Regions from separate parts of the Mus musculus genome. Here region 1 is linked to region 2. A link is a loop called in an ENCODE intact Hi-C map of the cell type or tissue named here. Cell type or tissue: gastrocnemius. All regions are shown on one strand.

Region 1 (8,000 bases), 220 kb before region 2:
TATCTAGAGAACACGGGCTCACTTACCTTCCGTGGTGGCGTGGACTTCCCAGAATCTAGGTCTAAATCCAGGTATTCGACTTGTTTGTCTCCTTTGGGTTTATTCATCGGGCTGCTTCCCCCATCAAGGCTGTTGCTGGCAAAGAGATTCTGAAAACAGAACAGCGAACAGTGGGCAGACACTCAGGAGATGCCCTCTTCTCCCACCCTCTCTTGTTCCCCCTGGGGGATGGGGAGGGTCACTACCTTGTTCAAAAATGGTCTTGAACTCCTGGGCTCTGAAGTTAAATTTAGTTAAACTAATACTCAGCCTGAGTGCTGTAGCCACTGGTAACTGTCCCTTACTCAAGTAAATAACTTTACTCATGTTTGCACAGGTAAGTAACCCTTCGCAGAAACAAACTGCGAGGCTCTGAAAGAAAATGGTCCCCCCATTGGCACATTGAGAGTGGCGCCATTAGGAGGTGAGGCCTTGTTGGAATGGGTGTGTCACTTGAGGTCTCTTTCAGGTCTCAGAAGCTCAAGTCTGCCTCCGGCTCAGACATTCACTTCTGTTGCCTGCCCTCTCAGAAGCAGAATGCTCAGCTCCTTCTCAGGCACCAGGCCTTCCTGGATGCTGCCATGCTTCCCACCAAGGTGATAATGGATTGAACCTCTGAACTATAAACCAGCCCCAATGGAATGTTTTCCTTTATATGAGTTGCCGTGGTCATGGTGTCTCTTCAGAGCAATAGAAACCCTAACCAAGATGCACACACACACACACACACACACACACACACACACACACACACACTCAGAATTATGTAAAGAGTAATAATAAAAAAAAGTCTTAGACATCAAGTCACAGACAGCTGCAAAAGCTCTCATTCTTAAAACCATGCAGGTCTGGGTGTGAAAGCGCACTTGTAATTCCGATATCCGGAAGCCGATGATGAAGGAGAATTACAAGTTCAAGACTGTCCTAGGCTGGTGCTGGAGCCACTGTCGCTGAGCCCAGGCCACGCTGCTGCTTGCCCATCACCCCCCATCGTGCTCTAGCGGTCTCAAAAGATTCAAAGTCCAAGATGGCAACCCTCAAAGACCAGCTGACTGTGGATCTTAAGGAAGAACAGGTCCCCCAGAACAAGATTAGAGTTGTTGGGGTTGGTGCTGTTGGCATGGCTTGTGCCATCCGTATCTTAATGAAGGACTTGGCGGATGTCATGGAAGACAAGCTAAAGGGAGAGATGATGGATCTCCAGCGTGGCAACCTCTTCCTTAAAACACCAAAAACGGTCTCCAGCAAAGACAACTGTGTGACTGCAAACTCCAAGCTGGTCATCACAGCAGGGGCCGTCAGCAAGAAGGAGAGAGCTGACTTAATCTGGTCCAGCGAAACGTGAACATCTTCAAGTTCATCCTTCCCAACATTGTCAAGTACAGTCCACACTGCACGCTGCTGATTGTCTCAAATCCTTTGGATATTTTGACCTAAGTGGCTCGGAAAATCAGTGGCTGTCTCAAAAGTCGAGTTATTGGAAGTGGTTGCCATCTGGGTTCAGTTCGGTTCCGTTACCTGATGGGAGAAAGGCTGGGGGTTCACCCTCTGAGCTGTCACAGCTGGGTCCTGGGAGAACATGGCAACTCCAGTGTCCCTGTGTGGAGTGGTGTGAACGTTGCTGGCGTCTCCCTGAAGTCTCTGAACCCAGAACTGGGCACTGATACAGACTGTTTTAAGGAGCAGTGGAAGGAGGCTCAAAAGCAGGTGGTGGACAGTGCATATACGACGATCAAGCTGAGAGGTTACACATCCTGGACCATTGGCCTCTCTGTGGCAGACTTGGCCAAGAGCATAACGAAGAACCTTAGGCGGGTGCATCCCATTTCCACCATGATTAAAGGTCTCTATGGAATCAATGATGACGTTTTCCTCAGTGTCCCAAGTATCTTGGGACAAAATGGAATCTCAGATGTTGTGAAGGTGACATTGACTCCTGAGGAAGAGACCCGCCTGAAGAAGAGTGCAGACACCCTCTGGGGAATCGAGAAGGAGCTGCAGTTCTAAAGTCTTCCCAGTGTCCTCGCACTTCACTGTCCAGGCTGCAGCAGGGATTCTATGGAGACCACACCCTTCTCATCTGAGCTGTGGTTAGTACAATGATGTTGAGGTGGTGTGGGGAAACATCTCAGTTCCCACAGCTCTGCCCTGCTGCCAAGTGGTACTTGTGTAGTGGTAACCTGGTTAGTGTGACAGTCCCACTGTCTCCGAGACACACTGCCAACTGTGCAGGCTTTGATTACCCTGCGAGCCTTCTGCATTGCTGCCCTGTGCACCCTCACCAAGCATGCCTAGGCCAACGAGTTCCCAGTTAGTCATAACCTGGCTCCAGTGTGTACGTCCATTATGTATAACTTTGCATAAATATTCTACAGGATATTTTATGTATTATATGTGTCTGTAGTGTGCACTGCAATATTATGTGAAATGTAAGATCTGCATATGGGTGATGGAACCAACCACTTAAATGTCATGCCAATGAAAACACCAAATAAACCTTGAACAGTGAAAAAGGACTGTCCTAGGTTAACAACTGCAACTTCATATCTCAAAACAAAGCAAAACAAAAGAAAACCATATATGTATGTACCCAGTTACATTATTATAGTGAAGGATCCTCATATTTCTTGCTTTCAAAGGGAGGGGAGGGGAAAGAATATGACATATATATATATATATATATATATATATATATATATATATATATATATATATGTATGTATGTATTTCTTTGGTTTTTTCGAGACAGGGTTTCTCTGTGTAGCCCTGGCTGTCCTGGAACTCACTCTGTAGACCAGGCTGGCCTCGAACTCAGAAATCCACCTGCCTCTGCCTCCCAAGTTTTGGGTTCAAACATGTGTGCCACCACTGCCCGGCCAAAACATATTGCATTAAAAATTTAATAAAGGGTCTGGAGAGATGGCTCAGTGGTTAAGAGCACTGACTGTTTTTCTGAAGGTCCTGAGTTCAAATCCCAGCAACCACATGGTGGCTCACAACCATCCATAATGAAATCTGATACCAGCTACAGTGTACTTACATACAATAATAAATAAATCTTAAAAAAATTAATAAAGAATTAAAGATCCACATTTAACTTTTAGGTATTTAGAGAAGAATGAATTTGGAGTACATTAACTAAAGGATGTGGATCATGACTGCGGTCCTTCCAGTAACTTTTCTGTTTTCTCTTAGTCTGATGCCATTCTTCCTCTAAGAAGCATATGATAAAACTCTCTAGAATCATGTAGCACAACCAGGAAGATAGAGGGCAGCACTAACAAGTAAGAACAAACAAGCTTGATGTAGAGAAACAGAAACAGACTTTGGCAAGAACTTTCAGACCAATGGCGCAGCTCACAAGAATTCAGGAACATCTGGATGCCCAGTTAAAATGGCTGGCACCCCTCGCCCCTTTCCTAGGTTATGAGAAAGGAACCCTGAAATGTGCAATAACAATCTTTTTGTCCTCTGAAGGACACCATCTTTCACTCTCAGCTTGGGGTGAGGGTAACACTTTGTGTCTAAAGGTGACAACTGCAAACACACCCATGCCCTACCTTGCGCTGGCTGGGACAATTTTTACAATATTATAAAGTCATAAAAGCAAGGCATAAATCCCTAGGACCTGGCACAGTCAACTGCAGCCAGCTGTTCCCCAAGAGAATCTGTCAGCATTTCTCACTGAACTCTGTCTAATTATCAGCAGAACTGGACTTCTTTTTCATCTTAAAGTAGGGCTGAAACCCAGCTGTTAGACTCTACAGTAGCCTGTCACCCAGTGTTTTCCACACAGTTTTTAGAGAAACTTTTAAGATTCAGAGACTGTTCTAGATATTCTGTATATCAAGGAAAAAAACAAACAATAGTGCTAGGTTTTCTAAAATTCTTACATATAGAAAACTGAGTGATGCTTCTGTTATTCCCTAGGGACAGTTATGGCAGAAGTGCTGGACCATGGCTAAAATTTAGGCCATCTAGTTAGAGTTCACTTGGTGGACGTGTGACTTGACCTTTACACACAAATCAGATGTGGTAATGAGTCTGTCCTAGCTTTTCTAAGACTATTAATTTTGTTTACACTGATTTAATAAGTCCAAGAGCATGTTAGCCCTGTGAACTTCCATGGCATTCCATCAACACACCGTGTTCCAAGAGTGAAGAGCTCTGATGAAGCTTGCTTGACAATCTAATGCAGGGCTGGGAGGGTCAGAGTCGTGGTGGCACGGGAAGCTGCAGAGGGGACAGTTGACTTTTCAGCTGTACCTGGCACACAGCAGACGTTACCCGATGCCCTGGGTAGAGGTGCTGCAGTGAACCATCTGCAGTGTACTGGAAGCTGAACTCCAGTAAGAGCAGCACGTGCTCTCTGGCCCCAGTGTCGGCCAGTTTGCTTATGTGGAATTTTGAAAATTTATCACCTCATATTTCTTTGAACATATCATATCAAGCAAGCTCCTTGTCTCACTTCACTATAGGTCATAAGGCCAATAGCTTTGCTGTGCCACTAGCCACAACCATGTGTCACCACTGGCCCAAAGTGACAACACTGAGCAATCACAGACACTCCTAACACTCCAAGTCACGGACACCTTCTCTGTCTTTATAAGTTGATTGCCTCGGGAACTTGCTACAAGCTACAGAAAGCTGTAATGAAAACCTTCATGTTTTCACTGATTTCCAACTGTACAAACAGAACAGTTTGATCCCAGCTGGTCTGAGACTTTGACAGTACGTAAGAAAGCATCACTTAAAAATTATTTCATTGTTTTTTCAAGGATAGGAAGAAAGACGGGAGGGTAAATGTGTACAGATAGAACACTTTAAGCTGAACTCGCTTCAAAGGGCAGCTCAGGTAGAGAAATGAACACGAGGCCTGCACATACCGGGTCTTCGCCAGACAGATTTGGATTCATGGGGACATAGTTCTCTTCACTGTCATGAGAGTCGCTGCTCGATGTCGTACTGTGCACAGAATCAGGCCGAGGGGACATGGGAAACCTAGAGGAGCTAGAGAAAGTGACATCATGAACCTAACGGAACAGGTGTCAAATCACCCCACATACCCACCCATATAAAAGCAATCTCCAACATGCTCTTTCTGCAATGGTCATTAGTTTACAGTTACATATCGGGCATTTTTATTATGACAAATGAAGATACTCTTGACTTTGGGCTTTCTCTAGATTCTTTTTCAACCCATCTCTCTTGAAATAAACAATTTTCATTGTCTTGCCACTCCAACTGTGCGTTTTCAGTAGAACACTTACTCCCGAGCGAAGCTCCTGGTGATGGGAGATCTGACTGGGGCTTGCAGCTCTTCCCATTCTGACAGAGGTTTTATGTCTAAAGGTGCCGGCTTGACTGCAAAGAAAGGGAGGGACGGTGTGAGTGGACAGAACTTCACAAAATAAACAAGGCCCCCTCAATGCTGCAATTCACACTTGGTAGGCAGACATCGTCTTACACAGAGTCTAACGCTCAGCAACGAAAGGTCTAACCTCTACTACTGCTCCTACTATATATGGCTTCAACACAACGATACTGCTTGACTCAGCTCAAGGTCTAACCTCTACCTGTAAATATAAATTAAACGACAACGTAAAGTATGCCCCTTTAAAGCTCCTCTGGGCACTGCTCGCATTAATGAATTGTTTTATGAATCTCATCTTCATCTGTGTCAGACATGGTCCCCACTATTGAAGCCTCAGTATAGTTTTTCATATGTAAAATGATGTGTAGAAAGCACTAAAATCGTTGCTACACCCCAAACCAAAAGAATCATAAAAAACAACAAAACAAAACCTCCTAGGTTTTCTTACTTTGGGTTCAAAAATATGTAATCATAATCAACTATCTTATCAACAGCACAGGGGCACAAAGTTCTCGTTTCAAAGCTGCAGATCACATAGGCTCACAGCTCAAGCAGAGTAAAGATAGAGTTAGAAATCTTGAGTTAAGAGCTTTCCCATCTGTATCCTTAAAACAGACACATACAGCATCCTGGGCTGAAGAAAGGGGACTTTTCTTCATGTTCCCTTTTTAAAAACAAACAAACAAACAAACAAAACAAAAACTTAAAAAGGTGAATAAGAGTTTAGCTGTCATTTTCTAAGCCATGCCATAGTAAAAACACTGAAATTATTTCTTATTCTATTTCACAACAGAAAACAACATATACATATACAAAGACAGGAGACAACCTGGGCTCACAGCAGCCCAGAAGCAGAAGGGAAACAATGAGTTACTGCCTGGAAAGGTAAGGAGGATGGAGGGAGGGAGCCAAGCCTGACTGAGGGCACACACTATCAGATAATCCCCGTGCAGTGAGGACGCAGGCCTGCTGCGCACCTCCATCTCCAGATGTGCTCTCTTATAACTATCACACAGGGACGGCTGGCAATAGCAGCCCTACATAAGCTCTCCTTCTTTTTATCTGAAGAAAAAAAAAAACCATAAAAATAAATAAAATCCCAGTGCCCCACATAGGTACATACCCTTTCTTCTTGTAGCAAAGTCACCTATGGTTTGTGAATCAGTTCGCTCTAAACCATGGGGTTTGGGTCTTAAAATTTTAGGACTCTGACCTAATTGGTAAAAAGAAGACTCTCTTATTAAAAATGTTATTTTTAAATTGGAAAATGGATTCTGTTACACAAACAAACAATAAAAGAAACAGAGTCGTGTGCAGAAATGTGACATATTAAAAGCATAAACAAAAACTTGTTAGCGAAAGACATCCAGTCTCGCTAGACACAATTCATGCTCAGTGCACCAGAATGCAGGGAATGGCATGCTACAGCGTCACAGGCACAGGGGACGAGAGAGGGCTGGCTAAAGGGACAAGCAGCTGCTTGCTTTTCCTTCCTTGAGGAAAGGAAGGAAGCACATGGGCCATGTTAGTGTGTCTTCTAACATGTCAGACAACAAGACAATGGGAAAGGCAGAATGGGAGGGGCAGGTGAGGCGTCCCCTGGCTCTAACATGGTCCTGCAGGGAAGCCAGGTGGCTTGTCCTCCGGAGCTCAGTTCCGAGTTCTCCAGGTCAGCCTCTGACCTTAGACCTCAGTGGTCACACACTGAGTCAGTCAAACCAGGGCGAGCAGAAAGAGGCTTCTTAGCGCGTCTGTTCTTAGATGTGAAGCTGCTGCTGCTGCTGCTGCTGCTGCTCTGTGGACACGGCTGTGGCTGGGACGTGACCCGTGGGAACACCACAGAGCACTGGCACATGGAGTGTCTAGTACACAACCATCACAAACTGTTCCTGGGGTTATCAGTTTGCAAATTGCCTCTCCCACAAACTTTTTCAGAAGGGCCCACAATGGCTTCACATCCCTCCTGATTTTTTCTCCTTAGTATTCTCCAAATCTTTTGTTTGTTTGTTTGTTTGTTTGTTGAGACAGGGTCTCCCTACACAGGCCTGGCTGGCCTGAGACTCAAAGATCTTCCTGCCTCTGCCTCCTCAGTGCCAGAGTTAATTAAAGCAGTGAGCCACTATGTCGGGCTGTAGTCACCAAATTTTATCTTTATGTTTGGTGTTAAGTAATGGCTGCTCTCTTGGTGTGGTTTCTCACATTTCTTTAGCTTCATATTCCTGCCTGCAATTGCTGTCCAGTGCTTAATGAACCACATGTCCAAACCAGCTGCACTACTAGCAGGGTCAGCCCAGGGGGCCTGAGGTTCAATCCTCAGGGTGGTATAGGAAGAGCCCGGCTCCTCTGCGCAGTTGCATCTAGTCTGAACATGTCAATGAAGAAAGAACTTTTAACTGAGAGTAAAATAGAAGGAGCAGGTTATCTGGGGAGACGAGAGCCTTTGAGCACAGCCCTGACAACTCCCGTGCACAATGACCTCATCTACGAGAAACCGTGAAGCTTGCTGGGTAGGAGGGGCACAGCTTTTGATCTCAGCACTTGGGAGGCAGAGGCAGGTGGATCTCTGAGTGTGAAGCCGGACTCTCTA
Region 2 (8,000 bases):
GGGTACAAAGCAAAGGCAGAGGCAACTTTTTTTTTCCCCCCCCCGAGACAGGGTTTCTCTGTGTAGCTCTGGCTGTCTTGGAGCTTACTTTGTATACCAGGCTGGCCTTGAACTCAGAAATCCGCCTGCCTCTGCCTCCTGAGTGCTGGGATTAAAGGCGTGCGCCACCACGCCTGGCGCAGAGGCAACTTTTACATTAAGCAACCATTAGTCATAGCCATGGGACCTGCTCAGATGGAACCACCAAGTGGACACGGGTGACTACCACAGGACTCAGGTGTCTCTAACTCCTGCTATAGGGTCCCTGCTTTTATCCCTCTCTGACACACATGGCTTTGAGTCCCTAAATCTTTTTAAAAAAACGGAGTGTGAGAATGATGTTAATGAATGCAAATGATGTGTGTATTGTGTGTGCAATAGGAACCACACATATTTACTTTGCTGAAAATTTCTGTCATAAGTCATACATGTGGACTTATACATACACCTGCCTCAAGTGTGGATGGGAACATGCTGGTAAGGACTTTGATAATCTCTCATTCTCTTTATTTCTCTCTGCTTGCTTGCTTTCTTTACTTTCTGTTTTTTTTTTCTCCATGCCCCTTTCTTTCAGAAATTCAAAGGCAGTTGATAATGAACCTGGGTCATGCGTGCTCAAATCTTAGGTATTCTCACAAAACGAAAATGAACAGACATAAAAAAAGACCTGGTTAAACTGAAAATGTGGATTCTCTCTGTATTTGAAATATTTGTGGCATAAAGTGACAGTGCCTTTCTTGGTTCTCGAAAGCATGGAAACCTCCTGAAGGGTTTCTTTCCTAATATCTCTGATTTAGTAAATAAATAAAGTATACATATCTACACAGATGCACACACATGTTTATGTACGAAGTATAGAATAAAAATTAATTCAGTAAATTAGTAGAAAACAACAGGAGAGGGGAGAGAGGTTTTGGTGTTGTTTGGTTTTGGCTATGGTCTAACGCTGCTTTTGTAGTATTATGACTGGCTTGAGACTTGTGTCTGAGCCTCTTGCCCCCACCTCTGGAATACTGGCAATGCAGAAGTGTGCCACCACACCTGGCTCAGAGGCAGTTTTTATTCCCCTGGGTCCTGATGTTAATTTGTTAACATATTTCTCCAGGTGAATCATATCCTCTGAGTGTATCATCAACTCTAAGCCACTACAGTCATCTCAAACTTGCTCTCAATTCTTTCCATTTAAGAAATTTATTTCAGTTCTAAAGACTGTCATTTCCCGACCATGGTCAGACTGTGAGACAGTGGCAATTAGAGTGAACCAGAAAAATAATGATGTATGCTTTATGTGAGCAACATACCTACATTTATGTATGTTTGAGCCTTAGCTAGAAGTTCTTTGAGAGCAAGATCCCCGCTTGATTCTTACCAGACTATACACAGAACCTCTGAACATGTCTGTTCAATGAACTTAACTAAAGGACCTATAGACCCTGCCTCAAGTTGACTTTACTGAATTAATTTGTGGATATAAAAGAACACCACAAAGTTTTAAGTTCAAGAGCTTAAGAGATGAACAATGATCTATAAAGATATGTAAGTACAATAAAAGAATACCTAAAAGAAAATAAAGAAAAGCTGAGTGTGGTAGCGCACACCTTTAATCCCAACACCTGGGAGGCAGGGGCTGGCAAATCTCTGTGAGCTTGGTCTACAAATGGAGTTATAAGACAGCCAGGGCTACACAGAGAAACATTGTCTTGTAAAACAAAACCATTAACAAAAGGACTACAGAGAAAAAAGCCTAGACCATAATTATTTTGTGTTCACTATTATATCAATATATTCAGTCTCTGTAAACCAACAAAACAAAACAAAACAAAATCCCAGCCACAGTCCATTCTTTTCAGTCCTTTCTTTCATCCCTCCCCTCTTGTCTCTTTGAGATAGGAGCATGCTACATAGCCCAGACAGGCCCTGAACTCAGAGTCCTGCCTCAGTCTTTTGAATGCTGGAGTGACAGGTGTAGGACATTAAGCCTAGCTTTAAAGTTTTTTTCATGAAGGAAATTCTTTATTATCAGGAAAGTAGACTTGATGTGTAGCTGGTTAGCATGATAATCCTCTGCAGGGAAGGGAAGCAGGGAGAAGAGACAAGAGTTCTAGGTGTCCAGGCAGAGTCCCTGAGCACTTGCAAGTGGATCTTTATTTTGGACAAGACACATGACACACAATTCCACCAGTTAAAAAGACTCATGATGATATATAGTTTAAAGAACATGATCATGCAGTTAATATGTACATATTACACACATAAATACTCACTTGTGTATGAGCCAAAAAAGCAAAAAGATGTTGTAATTTTTTCATTAACGAATTACACCCATTTAGATTTAAAGATAATACTTGTCTTCTGAACCTGAAAAAGAATATAAAATAATATAATGTTATCTATACACTTACGCACTTTTTATAAAGAAGCTCAAAGGAAGCTAGTTTAAGAATGGTTATCCTCAGTGTTACCTGATGTGTAGGGCAGCCCCTTACTAACAGTTACTAGCACACTTTGTTGAGTACTCATATTCTCCCTCCACTTCCTGAGTGCTGGATCACAGGTGTATGCCACCACACCTGGCTTCTAGCATACTCCTTTTACTTCAAGTGCTTCTAGATGCTTGTAGGGTCCCCTGGAGCTGGAGTGGGCTGCCTGTCATGGGTGCTGGGAACCAAACTCCCAGCCTTCTCTCTGGCACCATGACTTCGCTTTTACATCTGTCTATGCTGATGTTTACCTATGTGTCTGTCTGTAGACTTATATCATAAAGATGGCGGGGTGACAATAAATGAATGGGCTCTTGTTACATGGCCTGGTATGGATGCTGTCATAGTTCTATTTTCTGGGTCAGCAAATATAAATTGGCTAAATATTAATTTAACTTATAAAAATCAACTTAAAGTTGATTATTTCAAAAGTAAAAAATATTCTTCCATCAAAACACATCATGAACTTAGGATGATTTTAAAAAGAGAAGGAGTATGGCTAGAGAGGTGGTCAGCAGTTAAGAGTACTGGCTGCTCTTGCACCCACAAGACACAAGTATCTGCTGTAACTCTAGTTTTAGTGGCTTGGACACCCTCTTGTGGCTTCTACAGCACCAGGCCCTAAAGTGGGGTACAGACACTCAGGAAAAACCTCAGCATAGACAAAGTAAAAACAAAGTCATCCTGCCATAGAGAAGGCTCGGAGTTTGGTTCCTAGCACCCATGTCACCCATGTCACAGCCACCTGTAACTCCAGTTCTAGGGGATCCTACAGCCTCAGTATGCTCTTGAATTTCTTTCTCTTTCTCAGAGATAAAAGGGGTGTGCTACAAGCCAGGTATGGTGGCATATGCCTGTAATCTGGGGTGAATCTGTAGTCTGCAATACTCAGAGCGCTGTGGCAGGAGGATCATGAATTTGAGGCTACTATGGTTAAGACCTAATTTTCCTAAAATAAGAAAACAGGAATAACATTTGCTAAATTGTGAAAAATCTAAGACTGATTGATTGAATCAAGTGCTGTCAGAGGTATAGGGTCACAGGTACAAGCATATATTGGTATAAAAGGTCAAATTTGGGTTAGGGAGATGGTCCCTGGGTAACCTCATGTCTCCAGCCCTCATGTGAAAGCTGGGCAAGGTGCTTCTCCTCTGTCACTCCAGGCTCCACGAGGAGCCATAAGGTCAAGAAGTGATTGAGGAAGCTATCCTGACATCAGCCTGTGCACTCTAAGCGCATCTACAAGGGTGAACATTCCGCACCTCTCCCCCGCCCCCCGTAGTGTTTTAAGGGAAAATAATTTGGCATAGCCTAGTCAAGGAAAGTCTCATCTGTGCATGGTTAGAGAAATGCTAACTATGAGCAAAACACTGATATTTACCAAAAATATAGGTAAGCAAATGTCAGGCTGGCAAGGTGGCTTGCTGGGAAAGGTGCCTGCCATGAGAGCCTGATGACCCGAGCTCTAGTCAGGAACCCGTGGCAAGGTGGAAGGAGAGAACGGACTACAGTTTTCTTCCAGCTTCTACACACACGTCATAGGATGCATGCGTGTCTCCACCCAGCACTAACAAACACATTTAAAGAAAAAAGATAAACACCATGTCAAGTGACTGACAAGAAAAATTTCAACAGGGCTCCTTCCAGATGTGTGTACACATACATTAATTATATGCAACTGTTTTGTATTAGATAACTATACAAAAAAGTTCTCAAACAATGCACATAGCGGATATGTTTGAGAATGTATGCATCTTGGTTTTTACAAGTTTGATTTTTTTAAACCAAGGAAAATAATTCATGTATTTCTTAAGAGATCTCCCTGTTTTGAGATAGCATTACTGGCTGCCACAACACTCTGTAGTTACAAGTGCTTAGGTCACTACTTTCCGTAAGATGACATAGCTAGCAAGGTGACCTCTGGTGGTGAGCTATGGACTCTTCAGTCTTACATTTAATACCACGTGTGTCTAAGAGTATCCCTTTGTCTTAAAACAAGTTGTCAAATACAAACTAAGCAACAAGAAAACTGAATGGAAGCCCAGGCACTTGGGTTTCATAGCCTGGGACAAACAACAAAACCCTAAAGCTGAGCCCACACCTAACAGTGTTTAAGTTCTAACAGCTTCCATCTTTGGGTCAGCTCAATTGGCACGATTTAAGGAAAAGTTGACAATTATTTTGTATCTTCAAGGACAATTTTTTTTGGGGGGGGAGGGGAGACACGACAGAGCCTCATGTAGTCTTCGCTAGCCTTACACACATCATGTAGACACGAATCACCATAAAGGTCTTTCTGCTTTATCCCAAGTGCTGAGATTACAGATGCGCAACAGCAAGCCTGGCTTTATGAGGTGCTGGGGTCATGCACAGGCAGGCGCTGCACTAGCAGCAGGCACCCTAGCAGATGTGTCTCCAGCACAAGGATGTCACTCAGCTAAGGACTGATTTCAGGTTTGTTGCATTCAAAAGAAAAGGGGCTTGAAAGAAAATTCACAGGAATGCCTATCTGTTCAGGAACCAACATCTTGGCATGGAATCAAAGCTTAGGTTTCCTAAAAGCAAAAAAAAAATTATGATATATGAATTAAAAAAAAATACAGTAGGACAGTAGAGGCAAGGAAACAGGGTAAAACACACCAGTCATCAGTAGTGTAGGGCACATAAACTTTTTGGAGTAGGCTCAGCCAATCCCTTTGGTTACATTACAAAAACATCAAGTCATACTGATTACAAATCAAACAGTGGCATTGTAAGTACAATGTACAAGCTAATTCGTCAGAATCAGAAACGCTGGCATTTCACTGTTCCTAGGCATTAAGAGCAGTTTCATTTTTAACTGAGGCAAGTGATGGCACTGTGAACACTTACGCTGCTTACACGGGAGCAGGGACGATTCTCTCCTCCTCCCATCTCCTCAGCACCTACTCACTCACTTCTACTTCAAATCAGAAAGTTCACATTTAAACTTACTCTGTAGCCATAAACAATGCTTGTAAAACACTGTTCATGTAACACGTGTTTCCCAGGTTAATAAGACCAGTTTTTCCAGTTTCAGATTTTCCAGAAAGTCTAGACAAGCAAGATGCCAAAGCATTGGATTGAGAAGTCCAGGCGCTTTGATTGAGAATCAGCTTAATCTTTTCTTCACTGGGCTTAGGAAAGTCCTAGATCATAAAGAAAAGAAAGTTTAAAAAGTAAAGAGAAAACTATTTTTTTATTTAAACAACTCAACACCACAATGTGGGACTTCCCTACTGACATTTGAGCTGTCTTTGCTCTCACTCATTCTGTACATGACAGAGAACATACAGTCAGCCTTTAAAACATCACACTACAGGGGAGAGCTAATTTTAATGGTTGACTTTATTGAAAAACAAGGAGGTCATTTTGGGTATGTACGTGAGGTTGTCTCTAGAGAGGGTTAAGTAGAAGTAGACTCACCCTGAATGTGGGCTGTCTGTCCTTCTCTGCTCAGGGATGGACAACTCTCATTACAGCTGAGAGCTGCTCCTGTTACCATGACTCGATACAGTGATGGAAAAGGCCCTTGGATTGTAAGCCACAGGAACCCTTCCTCTGAGTCACTTATCACAGCATCCACAAAATAGCCATGGGGACAAATGCCTTCCAGAATCTTGTTAAGAGATTTAAAATTTTTGAGGCAAAAATCTCAATAGCCTAAGCTGGCCAGGAACTCACAGTAATTCTCCTGCCCCAGTATCCCAAGTGCTGAGATCACAGGCACAAAATATCATGCTTGTCTTAAAATACTTTAAAAGCCAATGGAACAATGAGTTCAAGTTGCATGTCAATTACTTGTATTCAAATTCTATGATGAAAACAGAGCATGACTCTGGTGTACCCAGTACCAGCCCTTAGAAATGGCAGCCTACAGTCAGGACGAAAAGGGAATACATAATGATCCGACTGTGAAAAGTCAAACTCAATCTCATGGTTGCCATCTAGAAAATTACTACTACACACAGTCCTCTTACGTAGTAAAGCAGGAAATAAGGAAATAAAAATCTAAGTGCAAATGATTTCACGCCCCAGCAGAACAATGGGCAATAAGAGATGCTGGAAAAATCATTTATGCTTAAATGATTAGCTTTTCTAGACCAAGTGTGGTGGTTTGAAAGAAAATGCCACCCCTACTCCCTTGGACCATAGGGAGGGGGACTATTAGGTGTGGCCTTGTTGGAATAGACGTGGCTTTGGAGGTATGTCACTAGAGGTAGGCTCTGAAGTCTCATGCTCAAGACAGGGCTCTTCCTGCTGCCTGCTGATCCAGATGTAGAACTCCCAGCTCCTTTTCCAGCACTATGTCTACCTGTATGCAGCCCTGTTTTCCACCAGGATGATAATGAACTAGACCTCTGAACTGTATGCCATTCCCAATTAAATATTTTCCTTTAGGATAGTTGCTGTAGCCATGGTATCTCTTCACAGCAACAGAACCCTAGGTCACCAAGGTCGCCATCTACTGTTTACCCCACAGAGGACTGACACTTTGAGATGGCATTTTCAGCTGCTTTTATCTTGTTTGTTTTTGCTGCTGACAGCTACTTGAAAATACTTTCCTTGGGCTAAGAAGTAAGCCCTTTGTTTCTGAGTACTGGAAGACAGAAGAATGTCAGTCAATAGACATGGCAGCAATGAGGGAAGGCAGTAACAATCTCTCAAGTCCATAGCAAATGCTTCTGTGTACCGTTTACTTCTGAAAGGGCAGTGTCATACCAGCTACACACAGGCCTAACTGCCTTGTGACCCAGGCCTAGTTCTTAGTTTCAGTTAGCTGAACAGATGCAAAAACAGCTTGTCCTTAATTTATCTTATATACATTAGTAAGGCAATGAGGCCTATATATTGTATTTGCTATATTAATATCATGATTAGAATTGATATCTAGTAACTTCTGACTAAGCCTGAGTTTAGCTCTCCAAGTTCTTGGCTAGGCTCTGAATTTGCAGTCATCCACTCCTCAACACAGATTCACCACCTTTTTAGAACCTATCTTTTATAAACTTGAAAATCAGGTAACATAATTTAAATAGAATTTCTAAAAAATATAGACATCCATAAAGTGTACACACAGAACAATCAAAACAGGAGGGAATTGAGCATTGCCTTGCTTCTAAGAAGATGGACTAATTGTTGCCCATGTCTGACACTGAAGCAGAACTGATGTCTGCATGCATCTAGTGCAGAATTCCCTCACCAACCAATTTCTTTAACAGCTCATAAATTTAAAGTGACACCTTTTACTTGATGACACAACATAATTAAGAAATGTGGTTATTGATCTAGCATGGCGATAGCAAATAAGAGATTATGCCCTGACATTAATGAAACTACCACCTTAAAAACAGCTCATTACAGTAAAGGAATACATTTTACCAAATTTGTTCCTTATATCATATGTCGCTCACCAAGTCTGGTACAAAAAGCCATCATACCTTTACTGCCTCCAGAATAGGC

Evidence for each region. A loop is a pair of places that touch in the nucleus more often than their neighbours do. Peaks named below come from ENCODE experiments on the same cell type or tissue, not always from the same donor. Only the 100,000 strongest peaks of a DNase experiment are listed, where the experiment ranks them.
Region 1: a loop joins it to region 2, with 5 times the contacts of the local background. A loop is called at or near these places in 18 of 42 quality-filtered maps.

What each region holds. Positions count from the first base shown.
Region 1 is chr8:80,769,625-80,777,624 of GRCm38, forward strand. It overlaps Gab1 (growth factor receptor bound protein 2-associated protein 1), which reads right to left. Exons shown (of 10, transcript NM_021356.2): 7 at 5,310-5,403; 8 at 4,926-5,049; 9 at 27-149. It also overlaps the pseudogene Gm7997. Among named protein-coding and RNA genes, the nearest start is that of Smarca5, 34 kb to the left of the region's middle. In gastrocnemius, a CTCF peak has its summit at 3,310; no DNase peak of the experiment used is centred here; H3K4me3 peaks cover 403 bases; H3K27ac peaks cover 1,944 bases.
Region 2 is chr8:80,987,704-80,995,703 of GRCm38, forward strand. Usp38 (ubiquitin specific peptidase 38) reads right to left here. Exons shown (of 10, transcript NM_027554.2): 5 at 7,979-8,000; 6 at 5,493-5,686; 7 at 2,304-2,397. Among named protein-coding and RNA genes, the nearest start is that of Usp38, 23 kb to the right of the region's middle. In gastrocnemius, a CTCF peak has its summit at 4,443 (motif pointing left); a DNase peak (open chromatin) is centred at 4,446.